Linked DNA regions of Mus musculus: region 2 is linked to region 1. A link is a loop called in an ENCODE intact Hi-C map of the cell type or tissue named here. Cell type or tissue: left cerebral cortex. All regions are shown on one strand. Each heading gives the region's core, and the rest is flanking DNA. Links, peaks and the distances in the headings are about the cores only. Region 1 has its middle 110 kb from the start of Gm46962. Region 2 has its middle 95 kb from the start of Gm46962.

Region 1 (10,876 bases), core at 1,408-9,407:
TCCAAATTAATTGTGTACATTTCTTTTGGCTGTATAAATAATTTTGAAATATGTAAGCTGTTATGAAAACCATAGTGCAGTGTAGAAACATCAAATAAACAATCCAACTAATAGAGAAGCTGGGATAGGAGAAGCATGATTTCAACACCGTTATGTGATACACAGCAGGACACTGTCACATACAAGCAAGCAGAAAGTATATATGGATTTTACACTACTGGACCTATTTCTTCAAGTTCCAAATCAGAGAGACCACTGGATGACAAACAACAAATTTCTAATTCCTCATATTTTTGAATTTCAATTGATTAGGATATGTTGATAAAATTAACTTTCATATTAAGAGATATTAAGGAAAAGTGATCATTACTTCCTGTTATTTTTGTTGTTAGAGGTGGAATTATGTTTGTGTGGGTTTGTTGAAAGATTATTTTCTTGCTTTTTCTTGGGTGTAGTTTTCCTCCTTGTGTTGGTGTTTTACATCTATTATCATTTATATTGTGTAAATTTGGTTTTGCCATGGAATAACTTGTTTTCTCTGCCTAAGGTAATTGTAAGTTTTGTTGGGTATAAGTAGCCTGGGGTGGCATTTCTGTTCTCTTAAGGTCTGCATGACATCTGCCCGGGACCTTCTAGCTTTGATAGTCTTGCTGATAAGTCTGGTGTAATTCTGATAGGTCTTTATATGTTACTTGACCTTTTTCCCTTACTGCTTTTAATATTTCTTTGTTTACTGCACTTGGTGTTTTGATTATTATGCGACAGGAGGAATATCTTTCCAGGTCCAAACTATATGGAGTTCTGTAGGCTTCTTGTATGTTCATGGGAATCTCTTTTTTTAGGTTAGGGAAGTTTTCTTCTATAATTTTGTTGAAGATATTTACTGGCCCTTAAATTGGGAATCTTTACTCTCTTCTTTACCTATTATCCTTAGGTTTGGTCTTCTCAACGTGTCCTGGGTTTCCTGGATGTTTTGGGTTAGAACCTTTTTGCTTTTTGAGTTTTCTTTGACTGTTGTGTCAATGTTTTCTATGATATCTTCTTCACCTGAGATTCTCTGTTCTATCTCTTGTATTGTTTTGGTGATGCTTGCATCTATGACTCCTGATCTCTGTCCTAAGTTTTCTATCTCCAGGGTCATCTCTCTTTACTATTTCTTTATTGTTTCTGTTTCCATTTTTAGATCCTAAATGATTTTGTTCATTTCCTTCACCTGTTTGAGTTTTCTTGTAATCCTTTAAGGGATTTTTGTGTTTTCTCTTTAAGGCTTTCTAGTTTCTATCTCTTTGCCTCTGTTCTTCTATATTTCTTTCTTTCTTTTTTTCTTACTAGACAATTAAACAAACTTTTATTGAGGCTTACATTGTGGTACAGAAATACATTTCAGCTGATTAAAAGTCTAACACCAACAAAGAGAAATTATGGCATCAAAACTTCCCCACCTGTAATTAGACTAGATCACTAGTTTACCTACAGTTGTTCTAAGCTTTGTTCCACACAAACCTATGCAATTATCAACATTAGAATTCTTAATTAAGATGGCAAAATCAGACCTCAAGCCAAAATCTACTGGGTTACAAAATCCAGCTTAAATAAGCACTGGCCCTCCAAACAGCAATTTAAAATAGGTGCTGTGCTCATTACAGAATCAGACAGATAAAGCTGATCGAAAGCTTCCCCAAAGAAGCCTTCAATCAACACTGTGTAGAAAGAGTCCATACAGTGTTCCAACCAATTGATCTCAAACCAAGTAGATTCTGTTTAGAAACGCTAAAAAAGTGCTTTGTTATAAATACTGAAGGAACAAAACATCACTGCATCAGTCCAGAAAACAGAAAACAGTCAGTCCAGAAAACAGGAGGGCAATAAATAGGGAGTTCAGTCCAGTCTTTTCTGTTTAAGTCCCACCAACATTCCGACTCTTCAATGCCCATTATTTCTAGTGCCATTAAATAGGTTCAGAATAGTGTGCCGTTCCATCCATTCATCCATTCACTATCTGGCTGAGTAACCTGGAGAAGTTTCCTTCCTCTGCTCAGTCATTCATCTGATAATCTGAAGGCCATGGTGAAAGGAAGACCAGAGACCAGCCGACAGCAGGACAGGTGGAAACCACAGATTCTCTTTCGAATCAAAATCTCCTTTAGTAAAACCTCATGGCAACGGCAGCCTTTACTGAGGTCAGGCTTAGGACTACGTATCTGCTTTGACATAGTGGACATTGCTATCAATTAATAAGTTAGTGAAGGCATGGTAGGCACTCCATTAATGCTAATTAAGGTGTGCTGCACAGCCTATCATTTCCATGGAGTTTTCTTTAATGGGTTCTCCTTGCTCATCTCCCTGGAGACTGAGTTCTTTTCATTTGATACATTCAGTTTTGTCATTTATCTTCCACAGAAATTCATGCCAATAAAGAGACCACATTCTTATGTCTTAGGAAAAAAAATTAATCAAGGGACCATCTCCAAACTCTCATCTGGGATTGTAAGATTATAATATAAGCCCACAGTGTAGCAGTGTATTGCTTCATCAAAGGTGGTGGAAAAACCATAGGACTCTACATACAGGAGCAACTATTAAAACAGCAGAATATGAAACAAGCAACTGGAGTCATTTTCTTACAAAGACTCAACTTGTGGAAGAAAATCTTTAATTGCCATCATAAAACACCTGTATGTAGTAAAAAATGGTTTTGAGTAACATTAGTAGAGAATATGCCCTAGAAAGTAGAGGTAACTGGATGTAAAAACTCTGGCATCAATTTAATAGAACAGTTGCAGATATCAGCTGAGGCCGCATCTAATGGGGACGAAAGCCTTGTTTGTGGTGAATTTTGGATGATGCCTGCAGAAATATTACACTGTGCATAAACCAAATTGTATCATTTTCACAAGTGTCGTAAAGATTCATACAGTTAAAGTTCTTTTCTACATGCACATCAGTTCCACAGCAAGAGTGACATAGAACACCTAAACACAGAAGAGAGCATTCAAGCAAGATAACTAACTCCTTGATATAATAATGCATACACTTCAAAATGATTACACTATCATTACACCTAGGCCTTTCTGCAACTACGAGGTGGTGGTCATGGTCAGCATGGCCCCCAGGATCAGCATCTAGAAAGCAGCCACCACCTCCTGTGTGTCTTCTTTTTTTGCATTTTTTCTTCTTCATTTTTCCTAGTCAACTCTGCTGTTGTTGCTGTTTCTTAGAAAAACTGGTAAAAACAAAATTGTAATCATTGAACATAGCACTCTGGCAATCAAAACCTTTAAAGTTGTCAATCTTCTGGGGCGAAGAAAGCACTTGTGACATTTAGAACTCTGATTAACAAACAAGGTGGTCACAAATTTTCCTGGCTTGAAGACTTCCACAACTTTCCTGATCAGGTCGTCATAGCAGGTCTGACTTAGGTTTGTTTCAAAGCTAACATAAGAAAATTCTGGTTCTGGAGTGATATGAATAGTCCAATATGTTCCATCCGATTTCATTCCATATATCGAGTAGCCACAAGAATTAAACAGTGTGGCATCAATGACAGAACCTGGTATCAGGTCATGAATTCCACTCTCACGAGTGACATCCTTTGCAGTAACACCATCTTTCATGTAGAACTGGTCCATAACTGCTGGGTCAAGCTCATTCATCAGAATTTCCAGGGTTTGATCTGGCTGAATGATTACTCGGCTCTCTGGGAAATCCAAAGCATACAAGTGCCAGCAGTCAGAATTCATGCATCCCATACAATATGCTGCTTTATTTTGGAAAATTGTATTAAGAAACTCGATTTCTTTCTCGAAATTCTCGTGTGGAAGGGCTTCATGAAATTCTTATGAGAATAAAAGAAACTTTGAATTGGGTCAATCCCTAGCAAGCTTCAACAGGGGAACCAGTGCTTTCAGTAAGAGATGTACCAGATCAGTACCAGATGTCTTCAAAATGAAACGTTCCTTGGAGAAAAACATGCTACTCTCACTGAGTACATAAACTTCCTGCTTGTCAGTCTTTGTCACACTTATGATTGAGCACTGCACATCCTTCAAAAGGACATCCCACTCAGATCTTGGGATGGTACGAAGATCCCAGATCCCTGTCTTGCGTCGGACTGCTGTCTAGAAAACAAGACCTCCAGCAGTTTCTCGGTCCCTTCGAAAAATATGTGCAGCTTTCATCACCGTGAGAGTAACAAACAGCCAACAACCACAGAAAATCAACTAAATTAAATCTCTTCTCACGCCGATCCTGCCGCCACTGCGGATTGTTCCATCTGTGTTACTAAAGTTCAGGTTCCTTTTTTTTTTTTTAAATTTTTTAATTTTTTTATTTGTTATTTTTGGCTTTTTGAGACAGGGTTTCTCTGTATAGCCCTAGCTGTCCTGGAACTCACTTTGTAGACCAGGCTTGCCTCGAACTGAGAAATCTGCCTGCCTCTGCCTCCTTAGTGTTAGGATTAAAGGCTTGCGCCACCACGCCTGGTTCCTTTTTTTTTCCTATAATTTTATGTTAACTTTTTTTTTAAAGGACTAATAAAAATTTCCTGGCTATTTTTGTGAGCGAAAGTTGAACGTGAGTCTGTTGGAAATAGAGGCAGATACAGTTCAGTCTCTTGTAGTCCACTGTTTTCCTGTTAGAGAGAGTTGAGCGATCGCTAGCTAATGTCGCTGGCCATACTGTGTAAGCCCTCCTGTATTTCTTTAAGGGAGTTATTTATGTCCTTCTTAAAGTCCTTTATCATCATCATGAAAAGTGATTTTAGGTCTGAATCTTGCTTTTTCAGTATGATGGTTTATCCAGGACTTGCTATATTGGGAGAATTGGGTTCTGATGATGCCGGGTAATCTTGATTTCTGTTGCTTATGTTCTTGTTTGTGCCCTCCTTCCAGCCTTGAGCAGGTTGCTCAGACCTGGCTTGCCACAGTTGCTAGCCCACCTAGGGTGGAGTCTTACGACCTAGGTAAAGTCTATTGTCCTGCCACATCTGCAGCTTTCCTCCAAGACACCACTACCTTCTGAGAGGCTGAAACTGTTTTCCTGACACTATCCTGTCAAAGCAGGGATCCTGACAAAGCAACCAGATCCTGGTGTGGTGGGGCATGGGTTCCCCCCCTTTATAATCTCGGACTCATAAGTAAATATTGGCCTTGATCAGAACTTTGTCATGACTTGTTATTTCTCTCCCAGCCTTAATCCAAAACATCATCTTTCCTTTCAGGAACCCAGTAACCTGTGGCCAGTTGTGGCTACACTTGTCCTTGCCTCCCACCATCTGGTTATCTATTGTGCTACCTGCCCTGGCTATATCTGACTGGAGCTTGTCCTTTCTGTGATCCTAGTTGTGTCAGAACTTCTCAGAGTCAAGCTGTTTCTGGGACATTGAGATCTTGGTGTGACCAAGCTCCTGTGATCCTGCGATCCTGTGTCCTGGGTGTGTTAAAGCACTTGGGAGTGGAGCTTCCTTTGGGTGTTGTGGGACTAGCTGTGGAGTTTGCTCATGGCACTGGCCCAGACCAGAAGGAACCCATGCCACTGGTCTTGAGGAGTTCCAGCATGCCTGGGTCCCATGAAGTTATTTTTTTTTTGCCTGCTGAGTAATAGTCCATTGTGTAAATCTACCAGATTTTTAAAATTAAAATTAAATAACTTGTTTCACTCATTCTTTGGTTGAAGGACATCTAGGCTATTTCCAGTTGCTTGTTCTTATGAATAAAGCTACTGTAAACATAATTGAACACTTGTCATTGTGTTAGGCTGGAATGTCCTTTGGTTATTTTTCCATGAGTGGTATAGATGGTTCTTAAGGTATGTTGATTTTCAATTTTCATAGGAACTGTTATACTAATTTCCATAGTGGCTCCTAGAAGTTTGCACTCACACTTGCAATGGAAGAACATTCCCCTTGCTCCACATTCTTGCCAGCATGAGCTGTCACTTGGGTTTTTGATCTTAGACATTCTGACAGGAGTAAGATGTAATCTTAAAGTATCTTTGATTTGCCTTTCCCTTATGGATAAGGATTTTTTTTAACATTGCTTTAAGTCTTTCTCATCTATTCAAGATTCCTCTGCTTATATCTGTACTCAATTTTTAAATTGAATTATTTGGCTTGTTAATGTCTAATTTCTTGAGTTATATTTTATCGCCCCCTCCCCCAGAGTCCACCCTCTGACTGTTTTCACACCCAAAACCCACTCGCTACCCCTCTTCCTCCACATGGATGTCCCCACCCCTCAACCCACCTGACCTCTAAACTCCCTGGAGCCTCCAGTATATTGAGGGTTAGGTGTATCATCTCTGAATGCTCTGGGAGCAGGTGATCCTCAACTGCTCTGAGTTTAGCGGGTCCTCTAGGATGGGTCACAATATGTGTCTTGATTGGAGCAGACCAGCTAAGAGTCTGCCCCAGCAGAAAGGACCAGGCAAGGGGCAGAAGGGACAGAAGGGGAGTGCTTTTTGGGAGGGCAGAGGTTTGGGTGGGTCATGGGTTCAGAGTTGACCACTGGTCTCTGAGCAGCAGCTCTGGGACTCTGGTGGAGGAGGGGGGGGTCTTACCAACTGCTCTGAGTGCAGCGGGTCTTCTAGGTTTGGTCAGGATATGGTGTCTTTACTGAAGTAGACCAGCTAAGATTCTGCCCTAGCAAAAAGGACCGGGCAGAAGGTCGGAGTACAGGGTTTTAATGTATGACATAATGATTCTCTGGATTTCCTTGGTATCTATTGTTATGGCCCCCTTTTCATTTCTGCTTTTATTAGTATATACATTCTTTTTCTGTATTTTACTTTGTTTAGGTAAGGGTTTGTCTATTTTATCAATTTTCTCATTGAACAAAGTTTTGTTTCCTTGATACTTTGTTCTTTTCTTTTTGAATCCATTTCATTAATTTCAGCCCCAAGTTTGTTAATTCTTATTGTGTACTCCTCTTGGGTGAGTGTGCTTCATTTTTTCCCCTATAGGTTGTAGTGGTATTGTTGAGTTTTTTTTTATATTTAACAATTATTTATTTATATTTTTCCTGCTGTATCTACTTATTCTAGTGTATGTTTAAATCCAGAGATTTTCTCTTCCAACTGTTATATTTTGTTGGTTATACTTGTGTGTGTATTTTCTGTTTGCTTACCCAGATTTTCTATTTTATTTCTATTTTATCTTTATTGCTTTTTTTGTTTCTGTTTTCGTTTTTCGAGACAGGGTTTTTCTGTGTAGCTCTGGCTGCCCTGGAACTCACTCTGTAGACCAGGCTGGCCTCGAACTCAGACATTCACCTGCCTCTGCCTCCCAAGTGCTGGGATTAAAGGCCTGCACCACCACTGCCCGACTCTCTTTATTACTTTTAATTTTACATTTTCAGGTCTTGGGCAGTTCCATTCATTTCATTCATCCCTGGCGGTTCCTTTTTTGTTTTATTTTTTATTGTTTTCTGATTTTGTTTGTTTTGTTTTATTTTTTCTAAGGGGTTTTATTAATTTCCTCTAATGTTATATTTTCTAATCCTTGATTTTTTTAAGGGATTCATTTATTTATTCTTTAAGGACCTCCATCATTTCCATAAAGTTGCTTTTAAGGTCATTTATCTGTGCTTCAGTTGGGTTGAAATAGTAGGGTATTCAGGGCTTGTTGTAGTAGAGTGGCTGGGCTCTGGTGTTGACATATTGCCTCAGCTCTTGTTGATACTCTTCTTTTTCTTAATTAGATATTTTATTTGTTTACATTTCAAATGCTATCCCCTTTCCCAGTTTCCCTTCTGCAATCCCCCTCTCCCATTCCCCATCCCCCTGCTTCATGGATGGTGCTCTCCTACCCACCCACCCACAGTGGCCTCATTGCCTTAGCATTCTTCTACAATGGGTCATCAAGCCTTCACAGGATCAAGGGCCTCCCCTCCCACTGATGCCAGAAAAAGCCCCTTCAGCTCCTTCAGTCCTTCCCCTAACTCCTCGATTTGGGCCCCTGTGCTCAGTCTGAAGGTTGGCTGTGAGCATATGCATCTGTATTGGTCAGGATCTGGCATAGCCTCTCAAGAGACAGCTGTATTAGGTTCCTGTCAGCAAGCACTTTTTGGCATCAGCAATAGTGTCTGGGTTTGGTGTCTGCATGTGAGTGAGATAGATCCCTAGGTGGAGTATTCTCTGGGTGGCCTTTCTTTCATTCTCTATTCCACTCTTTGTCTCTGTAATTCCTTTAGACAGGAGCAATTATGGGTTAAAATTTTAGAGATGGATGGGTGGCCCAATCTCTCAACCAGGGGACTGTGCCTAACCTCTGGGTATAGTCTTGACAGGTTCTCCCTCCCCTTTGTGGGGTCTTTCATCTAATGTCATCCCTATGGGGTCTTGGGAGGCTCTTGCTTTCCTGGCATCTGGGACTATCTGGTTGCTCCCTACCCCCAGCTCCCCATCCACTACTGCTATACACTTCTGTTCAATTTCCTCCATCTCCTCCATCTCCTCCCATACCTGATTCTGCCCCTCTGTTTTCTATCCACATTCTCTGTTCCTCCCAAGGCCCTCCTACCTCCACTTCCCTTGATTATATTGTTCTCCCTAAGTAGGACTGAAGCATCAACTGTTTGGTCTATTTCTTCTTAAGCTTCGTGTAATCCATGAGTTATATCATGGGTATTCCATACTCTTTCATCTCACTTATCAATGAGTACATATCGTATGTGTTCTTTTGTGACTGAGTCAACTCACTGGTATAATATTTCTAGATCCAATCATTTGCATGTGAATTTCATGAAGTAGTATAGATATTCAGTATTGAAGTTCATTTTGGTACAAGGAACTTATTTTTCCTTTGATGTGTATGAGGTGTCTTTATTTTTTGATAACTTTTAGTTGAAAGTCAATTTTATTTGATATTAGAATGGATACTTTAGTTTGTTGATTGGGACCATTTGCTTGGAAAATTGTTTTCCCTTTTACTTGAGATAGTGCTGTCTTTGTCACTGAGGTGTATTTCCTGCATGCAACAAAATGCTGGGTCTTGTTTACATATTCAGTCTGTTAATCTATATCATTTTATTGAGGAATTGAGTCCATTGATATTAGGAGATATTAAAGAATCATGATTGGTGCTTTGTCTTATTTTTGTTTTTAGAGGTAGTGCTCTCATGTGTGTCAGCATTCCAAGGAGACCAGCTCTCTTCCAGTTGGATTTGGGTATAGAGACTTGTGGCACAGGGTCAGCTCTAGGTCCAGATGGAATGTGTCGATTGTGTTCTTATTATGGCATCTGGTAATTTGATTTTGGGAAGATTATAGGCTTAGGTGCTGATTTTTGAATTTGTCTTTTTTGGATTTATGTTTTGTTTCTTGGTTTCTGTTTTCTCTCAGTTCTTCTGGAGTAATCTGTGTTTAAGTAGAGTGTCTCCACCTTGCTGGATTTCTGATGGCCAGTGTAGACTCTGGTGCAGCAGGAAGATTCTGCATGAGTTATGGGCTGGAGTTCTGCTGACCAGCATAGCTTCTGGTCTGGCTGCAGACTGGGGTTCTGGTGGATAGCATCGCTTCTAGTGGAGTAGATGGCTTACACAAGAGTTGGGATCTGGGATATGATGAGAAGGGGATGAGTACTGGTTGGGTATAGGATAGGAAAAGACAAAGGGAGCACAAAGTGTCTGAAGATAAAATGGGGTACTTAATGGGTTTTTGTAGCTTGTGTAGCCTCAGGTTGATCAGGAGGCTTCTGCCAGAGTTGTGGGCAGAACATGGTAATAAGAATAAAAGGGACATTTGGAGGTGGGCTTGGAAAGCCATGAAGTTGTGTGGCAGTCTGTGGAAGTCTTACCAATATGGCCTTTGTTGGGATAGGAGGATTCCACTGAAGTTGTGGAAGCTATACTTTTCAAAGGCGTGCCCCTTGTTCCCTCACACTAGCACTCTGTTTTTCTTTCTGTCATCTGCCACTTACAATATTAAATTAATCAATTAGGTCAGGATTTCACAATTCATTTACATGGAAATGTTTGGATCTAGCAGCTGGTATAAAACTTCACACACGAACCTTTAGTTGGACAATTCCAAAGCAAATTATAAGTGTAAGTAAATGCTTTCTGAGATAACACCCAGAACTGAATGTAATTGGCATACATGTGGAACTGAACAACCTGAACATCTAACAAAATGATAAAAGTGCAAAACAACCATACAATATTCTTAGAATATTATAACAATTGATAATTCCCTGCATGAAAGTAAAGTAGGTATTAGCCACCTGAAACACCTGGAGCTCATCCACTGTGCAGACAGCTGTGGGTTTCCAGTCTGTTCAGATCATCCTCAATTCTCACTTGTCCCACGTACAACACCTTGCTCAGAAATTCTTCAGTGATCTTTGATCATGGCTGTGAACACAAACAGGGCAATCGATGACCTGCAAAACTAATCTGCTGCTATTTGAGTTTCTGTAGAACAAACTTCAGCATTGATTATGTGGTTGTGCATATGTTTAGGCAGGCGACAGTGGTAGAAAAAGTACACAATTATAAGATGTTTCTCACATCAAAGATGTCAGCAGCCTATCAGGTTAAGAGCTTAACGTGAAGATGAATTTTCTTTAGACATCTGTATCTCCTAGTGACATGTGGTTCTTTGATTTCACTATTAAATTTCTGTGGCGGAGGAACAAATGATCATTAGTTAAGGAGCTCATTAGTGGTCAAACTTTTAAGCCACATGTCTAATGACCACGTGACTGAGATTTTGGCTAACGTTCTTTCCATAACTAAATAGAGAAGTTTGGCATGGTTTGAAGTATGGCCTCCTTCTTCTCTAAAGCCATCATAGAAGAATGTTCTTCACATCAAGTCATGTTCATATCATGAGCCTTATTGAGTTTCTTAGAGTCTAGAACTAGATTTTGAGGGATTCTGTG
Region 2 (10,876 bases), core at 843-8,842, 200 kb after region 1:
CTCCTGTGTGTCTTCTTTTTTTGCATTTTTTCTTCTTCATTTTTCCTAGTCAACTCTGCTGTTGTTGCTGTTTCTTAGAAAAACTGGTAAAAACAAAATTGTAATCATTGAACATAGCACTCTGGCAATCAAGACCTTTAAAGTCGTCAATCTTCTGGGGCGAAGAAAGCACTTGTGACATTTAGAACTCTGATTAACAAACAAGGTGGTCACAAATTTTCCTGGCTTGAAGACTTCCACAACTTTCCTGATCAGGTCGTCATAGCAGGTCTGACTTAGGTTTGTTTCAAAGCTAACATAAGAAAATTCTGGTTCTGGAGTGATATGAATAGTCCAATATGTTCCATCCGATTTCATTCCATATATCGAGTAGCCACAAGAATTAAACAGTGTGGCATCAATGACAGAACCTGGTATCAGGTCATGAATTCCACTCTCACGAGTGACATCCTTTGCAGTAACACCATCTTTCATGTAGAACTGGTCCATAACTGCTGGGTCAAGCTCATTCATCAGAATTTCCAGGGTTTGATCTGGCTGATTGATTACTCGGCTCTCTGGGAAATCCAAAGCATACAAGCGCCAGCAGTCAGAATTCATGCATCCCATACAATATGCTGCTTTATTTTGGAAAATTGTATTAAGAAACTCGATTTCTTTCTCGAAATTCTCGTGTGGAAGGGCTTCATGAAATTCTTATGAGAATAAAAGAAACTTTGAATTGGGTCAATCCCTAGCAAGCTTCAACAGGGGAACCAGTGCTTTCAGTAAGAGATGTACCAGATCAGTACCAGATGTCTTCAAAATGAAACGTTCCTTGGAGAAAAACATGCCACTCTCACTGAGTACATAAACTTCCTGCTTGTCAGTCTTTGTCACACTTATGATTGAGCACTGCACATCCTTCAAAAGGACATCCCACTCAGATCTTGGGATGGTACGAAGATCCCCAGATCCCTGTCTTGCGTCGGACTGCTGTCTGGAAAACAAGACCTCCAGCACTTTCTCGATCCCTTCGAAAAAAATGTGCAGCTTTCATCACCGTGAGAGTAACGAACAGCCAACAACCACAGAAAATCAACTAAATTAAATCTCTTCTCACGCCGCTCCTGCCGCCACTGCGGATTGTTCCATCTGTGTTACTAAAGTTCAGGTTCCTTTTTTTTTTTTTTTTTTTTTAATTTTTTTATTTGTTATTTTTGGCTTTTTGAGACAGGGTTTCTCTGTATAGCCCTAGCTGTCCTGGAACTCACTTTGTAGACCAGGCTTGCCTCGAACTGAGAAATCTGCCTGTCTCTGCCTCCTTAGTGTTAGGATTAAAGGCTTGCGCCACCACGCCTGGTTCCTTTTTTTTCCCTATAATTTTATGTTAACTTTTTTTTTTTTTTAAAGGACTAATAAAAATTTCCTGGCTATTTTTGTGAGCGAAAGTTGAACGTGAGTCTGTTGGAAATAGAGGCAGATACAGTTCAGTCTCTTGTAGTCCACTGTTTTCCTGTTAGAGAGAGTTGAGCGAGCGCTAGCTAATGTCGCTGGCCATACTGTGTAAGCCCTCCTGTATTTCTTTAAGGGAGTTATTTATGTCCTTCTTAAAGTCCTTTATCATCATCATGAAAAGTGATTTTAGGTCTGAATCTTGCTTTTTCAGTATGATGGTTTATCCAGGACTTGCTATATTGGGAGAATTGCGTTCTGATGATGCCCGGTAACTTTGATTTCTGTTGCTTATGTTCTTGTTTGTGCCCTCCTTCCAGCCTTGAGCAGGTTGCTCAGACCTGGCTTGCCACAGTTGCTAGCCCACCTAGGGTGGAGTCTTACGACCTAGGTAAAGTCTATTGTCCTGCCACATCTGCAGCTTTCCTCCAAGACACCACTACCTTCTGAGAGGCTGAAACTGTTTTCCTGACACTATCCTGTCAAAGCAGGGATCCTGACAAAGCAACAAGATCCTGGTGTGGTGGGGCATGGGTTCCCCCCCTTTATAATCTCAGACTCATAAGTAAATATTGGCCTTGATCAGAACTTTGTCATGACTTGTAATTTCTCTCCCAGCCTTAATCCAAAACATCATCTTTCCTTTCAGGAACCCAGTAACCTGTGGCCAGTTGTGGCTACACTTGTCCTTACATCCCACCATCTGGTTATCTATTGTGCTACCTGCCCTGGCTATATCTGACTGGAGCTTGTCCTTTCTGTGATACTAGTTGTGTCAGAACTTCTCAGAGTCAAGCTGTTTCTGGGACATTGAGATCTTGGTGTGACCAAGCTCCTGTGATCCTGCGATCCTGTGACCTTGGGTGTGTTAAAGCACTTGGGAGTGGACCTTCCTTTGGGTGTTGTGGGACTAGCTGTGGAGTTTGCTCATGGCACTGGCCCAGACCAGAAGGAACCCATGCCACTGGTCTTGAGGAGTTCCAGCATGCCTGGGTCCCATGAAGTTATTTTTTTGCCTGCTGAGTAATAGTCCATTGTGTAAATGTACCAGATTTTTAAAATTAAAATTAAATAACTTGTTTCACTCATTCTTTGGTTGAAGGACATCTAGGTTATTTCCAGTTACTGGTTCTTATGAATAAAGCTACTATAAACATAATTGAACACTTGTCATTGTGTTAGGCTGGAATGTCCTTTGGTTATTTTTCCATGAGTGGTATAGATGGTTCTTAAGGTATGTTGATTTTCAATTTTCATAGGAACTGTTATACTAATTTCCATAGTGGCTCCTAGAAGTTTGCACTCACACTTGCAATGGAAGAACATTCCCCTTGCTCCACATTCTTGCCAGCATGAGCTGTCACTTGTGTTTTTGATCTTAGACATTCTGACAGGAGTAAGATGTAATCTTAAAGTATCTTTGATTTGCCTTTCCCTTATGGATAAGGATTTTTTTTTAATATTGCTTTAAGTGTTTCTCATCTATTCAAGATTCCTCTGCTTATATCTGTACTCAATTTTTAAATTGAATTATTTGGCTTGTTAATGTCTAATTTCTTGAGTTATATTTTATTGCCCCCTCCCCCAGAGTCCACCCTCTGACTGTTTTCACACCCAAAACCCACTTGCTACCCCTCTTCCTCCACATGGATGTCCCCACCCCTCACCCCACCTGACCTCTAAACTCCCTGGAGCCTCCAGTATATTGAGGGTTAGGTGTATCATCTCTGAATGCTCTGGGAGCAGGTGATCCTCAACTGCTCTGAGTTTAGCGGGTCCTCTAGGATGGGTCACAATATGTGTCTTGATTGGAGCAGACCAGCTAAGAGTCTGCCCCAGCAGAAAGGACCAGGCAAGGGGCAGAAGGGACAGAAGGGGAGTGCTTTTTGGGAGGGCAGAGGTTTGGGTGGGTCATGGGTTCAGAGTTGACCACTGGTCTCTGAGCAGCAGCTCTGGGACTCTGGTGGAGGAGGGGGGGGGGTCTTACCAACTGCTCTGAGTGCAGCGGGTCTTCTAGGATTGGTCAGGATATGGTGTCTTTACTGAAGTAGACCAGCTAAGATTCTGCCCTAGCAAAAAGGACCGGGCAGAAGGTCGGAGTACAGGGTTTTAATGTATGACATAATGATTCTCTGGATTTCCTTGGTATCTATTGTTATGGCCCCCTTTTCATTTCTGCTTTTATTAGTATATACATTCTTTTTCTGTATTTTACTTTGTTTAGGTAAGGGTTTGTCTATTTTGTCAATTTTCTCATTGAACAAAGTTTTGTTTCCTTGATACTTTGTTCTTTTCTTTTTGAATCCATTTCATTAATTTCAGCCCCAAGTTTGTTAATTCTTATTGTGTACTCCTCTTGGGTGAGTGTGCTTCATTTTTCCCCTATAGGTTGTAGTGGTATTGTTGAGTTTTTTTATATTTAACAATTATTTATTTCTATTTTTCCTGCTGTATCTACTTCTTCTAGTGTATGTTTAAATCCAGAGATTTTCTCTTCCAACTGTTATATTTTTTTGGTTATACTTGTTTGTGTATTTTCTGTTTGCTTACCCAGATTTTCTATTTTATTTCTATTTTTCTATTTCTATTTTATCTTTATTGCTTTTTTTGTTTCTGTTTTCGTTTTTCGAGACAGGGTTTTTCTGTGTAGCTCTGGCTGCCCTGGAACTCACTCTGTAGACCAGGCTGGCCTCGAACTCAGACATTCACCTGCCTCTGCCTCCCAAGTGCTGGGATTAAAGGCCTGCACCACCACTGCCCGACTCTCTTTATTGCTTTTAATTTTACATTTTCAGGTCTTGGGCAGTTCCATTCATTTCATTTATCCCTGGCGGTTCCTTTTTTGTTTTATTTTTTATTGTTTTCTGATTTTGTTTGTTTTGTTTTATTTTTTCTAAGGGGTTTTATTAATTTCCTCTAATGTTATATTTTCTAATCCTTGATTTTTTTAAAGGGATTCATTTATTTATTCTTTAAGGACCTCCATCATTTCCATAAAGTTGCTTTTAAGGTCATTTATCTGTGCTTCAGTTGGGTTGAAATAGTAGGGTATTCAGGGCTTGTTGTAGTAGAGTGGCTGGGCTCTGGTGTTGACATATTGCCTCAGCTCTTGTTGATACTCTTCTTTTTCTTAATTAGATATTTTATTTGTTTACATTTCAAATGCTATCCCCTTTCCCAGTTTCCCTTCTGCAATCCCGCTCTCCCATTCCCCATTACCCTGCCTCATGGATGGTGCTCTCCTACCCACCCACCCACACTGGTCTCATAGCCCTAGCCTTCTTCTACAATGGGTCATCAAGCCTTCACAGGATCAAGGGCCTCCCCTCCCACTGATGCCAGAAAAAGCCCCTTCAGCTCCTTCAGTCCTTCCTCTAACTCCTCCATTTGGGCCCCTGTGCTCAGTCTGAAGGTTGGCTGTGAGCATATGCATCTGTATTGGTCAGGATCTGGCATAGCCTCTCAAGAGACAGCTGTATTAGGTTCCTGTCAGCAAGCACTTTTTGGCATCAGCAATAGTGTCTGGGTTTGGTGTCTGCATGTGAGTGAGATAGATCCCTAGGTGGAGTATTCTCTGGGTGGCCTTTCTTTCATTCTCTATTCCACTCTTTGTCCCTGTAATTCCTTTAGACAGGAGCAATTATGGGTTAAAATTTTGGAGATGGATGGGTGGCCCCATCTCTCAACCAGGGGACTGTGCCTAAACTCTGGATATAGTCTTGACAGGTTCTCCCTCTCCTTTGTGGGGTATTTCATCTAATGTCATCCCTATGGGGTCTTGGGAGGCTCTTGCTTTCCTGGCATCTGGGACTATCTGGTTGCTCCCTACCCCCAGCTCCCCATCCACTACTGCTATACACTTCTGTTCAATTTCCTCCATCTCCTCCATCTCCTCCATCTCCTCTCATACCTGATTCTGCCCCTCTGTTTTCTCTCCACATTCTCTGTTCCTCCCAAGGCCCTCCCATCTCCACTTCCCTTGATTATATTGTTCTCCCTAAGTAGAACTGAAGCATCAACTGTTTGGTCTATTTCTTCTTAAGCTTCGTGTAATCCATGAGTTATATCATGGGTATTCCATACTCTTTCGTCTCACTTATCAATGAGTACATATCGTATGTGTTCTTTTGTGACTGAGTTAACTCACTGGTATAATATTTCTAGATCCAATCATTTGCATGTGAATTTCATGAAGTAGTATATATATTCAGAATTGAAGTTCATTTTGGTACAAGGAACTTATTTTTCCTTTGATGTGTATGAGGTGTCTTTATTTTTTGATAACTTTTAGTTGAAAGTCAATTTTATTTGATATTAGAATGGATACTTTAGCTTGTTGATTGTGACCATTTGCTTGGAAAATTGTTTTCCCTTTTACTTGAGATAGTGCTGTCTTTGTCACTGAGGTGTATTTCCTGTATGCAACAAAATGCTGGGTCCTGTTTACATATTCAGTCTGTTAATCTATATCATTTTATTGAGGAATTGAGTCCATTGATATTAGGAGATATTAAAGAATCATGATTGGTGCTTTGTCTTATTTTTGTTGTTAGAGGTAGTGCTCTCATGTGTGTCAGCATTCCAAGGAGACCAGCTCTCTTCCAGTTGGATTTGGGTATAGAGACTTGTGGCACAGGGTCAGCTCTAGGTCCAGATGGAATGTGTCGATTGTGTTCTTATTATGGCATCTGGTAATTTGATTTTGGGAAGATTATAGGCTTAGGTGCTGATTTTTGAATTTGTCTTTTTTGGATTTATGTTTTGTTTCTTGGTTTCTGTTTTCTCTCAGTTCTTCTGGAGTAATCTGTGTTTAAGTAGAGTGTCTCCACCTTGCTGGATTTCTGATGGCCAGTGTAGACTCTGGTGCAGCAGGAAGATTCTGCATGAGTTATGGGCTGGAGTTCTGCTGACCAGCATAGCTTCTGGTCTGGCTGCAGACTGGGGTTCTGGTGGATAGTATGGCTTCTGGTGGAGTAGATGGCCTACACAAGAGTTGGGGTCTGGGATATAATGAGAAGGGGATGAGTACTGGTTGGGTATAGGATAGGAAAAGACAAAGGGAGCACAAAGTGTCTGAAGATAAAATGGGGTACTTAATGGGTTTTGGTAGCTTCTGTAGCCTCAGGTTGATCAGGAGGCTTCTGCCAGAGTTGTGGGCAGAATATGGTAATAAGAATAAAAGGGACATTTGGAGGTGGGCTAGGAAAGCCATGAAGTTGTGTGGCAGTCTGTGGAAGTCTTACCAATATGGCCTTTGTTGGGATAGGAGGATTCCACTGAAGTTGTGGAAGCTATACTTTTCAAAGGCAAGCCCCTCGTGCCCTCACACTAGCCCTCTCTTTTTCTTTCTGTCATCTGCCACTTACAATATTAAATTAATCAATTAGGTCAGGATTTCACAATTCATTTACATGGAAATGTTTGGATCTAGCAGCTGGTATAAAACTTCACACATGCACCGTTAGTTGGACAATTCCAAAGCAAATTATAAGTGTAAGTAAATGCTTTCTGAGATAACACCCAGAACTGAATCTAATTGGCATACATGTGGAACTGAACAACCTGAACATCTAACAAAATGATAAAAGTGCAAAACAACCATACAATATTCTTAGAATATTATAACAATTGATAATTCCCTGCATGAAAGTAAAGTAGGTATTAGCCACCTGAAACACCTGGAGCTCATCCACTGTGCAGACAGCTGTGGGTTTCCGGTCTGTTCAGATCATCCTCAATTCTCACTTGTCCCATGTACAACACCTTGCTCAGAAATTCTTCAGTGATCTTTGATCATGGTTGTGAACACAAACAGGGCAATCGATGACCTGCAAAACTAATCTGCTGCTATTTGAGTTTCTGTAGAACAGACTTCAGCATTGATTATGTGGTTGTGCATATGTTTAGGCAGGCGACAGTGGTAGAAAAAGTACACAATTATAAGATGTTTCTCACATCAAAGATGTCAGCAGCCTATCAGGTTAGGAGCTTAACGTGAAGATGAATTTTCTTTAGACATCTGTATCTCCTAGTGACACGTGGTTCTTTGATTTCACTATTAAATTTCTGTGGCGGAGGAACAAATGATCATTAGTTAAGGAGCTCATTAGTAGTCATACTTTTAAGTCACAAGTCTAATGACCACGTGACTGAGATTTTGGCTAACGGTCTTTCCATATCTAAATAGAGAAGTTGGCCATGGTTTGAAATATGGCCTCCTTCTTCTCCAAAGCCATCACAGAAGACTGTTCTTCACATCAAGTCATGTTCATATCATGAGCCTTATTGAGTTTCTTTGAGTCTAGAACTAGAGTTTGAGGGATTCTGTGATTAGTTTAGGTCCACTTAGATAAGATCTCTCTTAAAGTCCCCTTCTATCAATATAGCTATGAAATCTTTTGTTTAAAGATTTTTATTACTGTCTTCTTTCTTTTTTATTTCTTTCCTTTCTAATTTTTTATTTATATTTCCAATACTGCCCCCTTCCAGGTCCCCTCTCTAAGAGTTCTTCACCCCCTCCACCCTTCCTTTTGCCTCTGAGATGGTCCCCCAAACCCACCACTCTCCCACCACCCCACCCTTTTTCTTCTGCACTCCCCTTCCTGGGGTATCAAGTTCCTACAGGATTAAGGGCATAATCTCCCACTGAGGCCATACAAGTCAGTCTTTTATTACATACATGCTGATCAGCTGGGGATTTGCTTCTAGCATCCTGTGTAGGGCTGGATTAGTCAAAAATTATTGTTTAAATTTGGTTTTCTCATGGATTATCTTGGCTTCTCCATTTACGGTGATTCAACATTTTGCTGAGTACAGTAGCATGAGCTGGTATTTGTGTTCTCTTAGGGTCTACATGACATCTGTCTAGGATCTTCTGGCTTTTAGAGTCTTGTTGAGAAGTCAGGTGTAATTCTGATAGGTGTGTCTCTATATGTTACTTGGCCTTTTTTCCTTACAGCTTTCAATATTCTTCCTTTGTTCTGTACATTTGGTGTTTTGGTTATTATAAGGGTGGGACATTTTCTTTTCTGGTCCAATCTATTTGGTGTTCTGTAGACTTCTTGTACATTTATGGCCATCTCTTTCTTTAAAACATGGACGTTTTCTTTCATGATTCTGTTGAAGATGTTTGCTGGCCCTTTGAACTGAGCATCTTCTTCTTCTATTCCTATTATTCTTAGGTTTATTCTTTTCATTGTGTCCCAAGTTTCCTGAATTTTTTAGGTCAGGAACTTTTTACCCTTTGTATTTTCTTGTACTGTTGTGTTGATATATTCTATGATATCTTTCATGCCTGAGATTTTCTTTTTCATCTCTTGAATCCTGTTGGTGATATTTGCATCTGTAGTTCCTGATCTCTTTCTTAGGTTTTTCCATCTTCAGGGTTTCCTCCATTTGTGATTTCTATATTTTTTCTATTTCCATTTTTAGGTCTTGGACTGCTTTTTTTCAACTCCTGCACCTATTTGGTTGTATATTCCTGTATTTCTTGAAGGGATTTATGTGTTTCCAATTTAAGGGTTTCTATTTGTTTGCCTGAGTTTTCCTGTATTTCTTTAAGGAACTTGTTTATATCCTCCTTAAAGGCCTCTTTCATCTTCATGATATGGGATTTTAGGTCAGAATCTTGTTCTTTGGGTTTGTAAGTGTATTCAGGGCTTGCTGTGGTAGGAAAACTGGGTTCTGATGCTGTCAAATTATATTAGCTTCTGTTGAATATGTTCTTGTGCTTGCCTTTCAATATCTGGTTATCTCTGGTGTTAACTGGTCTGGGTGTCTCAGACTGGAACAGACCTCCTTGGATGCAAGTAGAGCTGTGTGACCTGGGTGAGAGAAGGCCTTTTGGGAGGCAGGCAATGCTATCTTTTGTTAGGGAAGGCCTCTTCTGTCCCTGGTGAGAGAGGGTCTCCTATTTCCCTGGTTAGGGTAAATTTCCTGGGAGACAAGCTGGCTTTGGAGTCTAGAAGCAGAAGGCACTTTGATCTGTGTTCCTGGTCATGGTAGAAGTCCTTAAAGTTAAGTAGGCTGGAGGGAGGGGGACAACATGCTGATCTGCTACAGGTTCAGGTAGAGGTGCAGAATGGAAGGATGATGGGGCACATGTAGTGTGGGATAAATCTCATGTATGCTATGCTCTGAGGAGTCCTAGATGTTATGGGTATTGGGGTGAGGGTCTCACCCATGTTCCTACTTATGGCAGATCTCCTGGGAGACAGATAGGCTGTGAGATCCTGTGAGGGGCAGGCTCAGTTATATCTCCAAATTTCTGAATCCTTTGCTACAGTCTTCTGTGTCTTCACCATCCAGGGCTCTTAGTTCTAATTCACATGTAAGCAGATCTGCCTGAGCAATAGAAAAACTGAGATGTTCCAGGGCTGCTGGGCAACTGTGCTGCTGAATGCTGACTTGTGCAGGACCACCATAGCTAAGAAACTGAATCTCAGCAAAGTTTTATGGGTCCCATATACATATATACATATAAGCATCTACTGAAATGGGTTTCTATATGATCTCTCAAATGGCCCTTAGTGCTACCTATCTTCCTGTATTCTCTCTCTTACCTTCCTCTTTGAACACAGTACTAGTGTCTTCATGCCTACTGACTAGTGTTCATGTTACTGAAAGATATTCCTCATTTTACCAGAGGAGAAAGGTAACCTAATTAGAAACCCTGTGATCTTCTGTTCAATTGAATTTAATGCTCTCTCCAAGAGATGCAACCCAAGCCAGGTGGTCAAGAAAATGCAACTAGATAGGCCATGGGTCTAAGTGAAACCCAGATGCTATAGTTCTGAGAAGGGATACAGCAATGAAATGAAATCATTAGGTTGACATTTTGTTATACCCATAGATCAAAGCATTGCTTCATCATTAGAGAAGCTTCTTCCTGCAGTGGATGGAAAGTAATATAGAGACTAACAGACAGACAAAGTAGAAAGAGTGAGATCTTGGAGTTCAGTCCTACATGGATTGTTTTCATCAAACTCCTCCCCTGAGAGCTCAGAGATCTCTGTAGATGAGGAAGCAAAAAAATTTTGAGATGATGGATGACATAAAGAAAACACTGTCCTCTAGACACAACAGGGCTAATGCACATATGAACTCTCAGAGACTGTGGCAGGACACCAGTCCAGTACAGGCAAAGCTAGGAGGGGTCCAGGAGTCAGACATGGAAATGGACATGAGCTTTCCTCTTTAACCATGAAAATATCATGTGACCACCATACTGCTGTTTCCCTTATATGATTGTGTGTTAGCACAGATATCTGAATATGCCTATCAGAGATAATTTAATGTTTTAGACCTGAGAAGTAGATATATATAATTATATATTTAATGCCATATAAATGTGAAATGCATAGTGGTTAAATGTATATTTGATTTTCAGTAATATTCTTGGCTCAATGCTAAATGTTAATATTGGATAAACACTTTGCTTTGG

Evidence for each region. A loop is a pair of places that touch in the nucleus more often than their neighbours do. Peaks named below come from ENCODE experiments on the same cell type or tissue, not always from the same donor. Only the 100,000 strongest peaks of a DNase experiment are listed, where the experiment ranks them.
Region 2: a loop joins it to region 1, with 9 times the contacts of the local background. A loop is called at or near these places in 18 of 42 quality-filtered maps.

The regions. Positions count from the first base shown.
Region 1 is chr6:70,320,338-70,331,213 of GRCm38, reverse strand. It overlaps Igk and the pseudogene Amd-ps5. Among named protein-coding and RNA genes, the nearest start is that of Gm46962, 110 kb to the right of the region's middle. In left cerebral cortex, for the core only: no CTCF peak of the experiment used is centred there; no DNase peak of the experiment used is centred there.
Region 2 is chr6:70,119,815-70,130,690 of GRCm38, reverse strand. It overlaps Igk and the pseudogene Amd-ps2. Among named protein-coding and RNA genes, the nearest start is that of Gm46962, 95 kb to the left of the region's middle. In left cerebral cortex, for the core only: no CTCF peak of the experiment used is centred there; no DNase peak of the experiment used is centred there.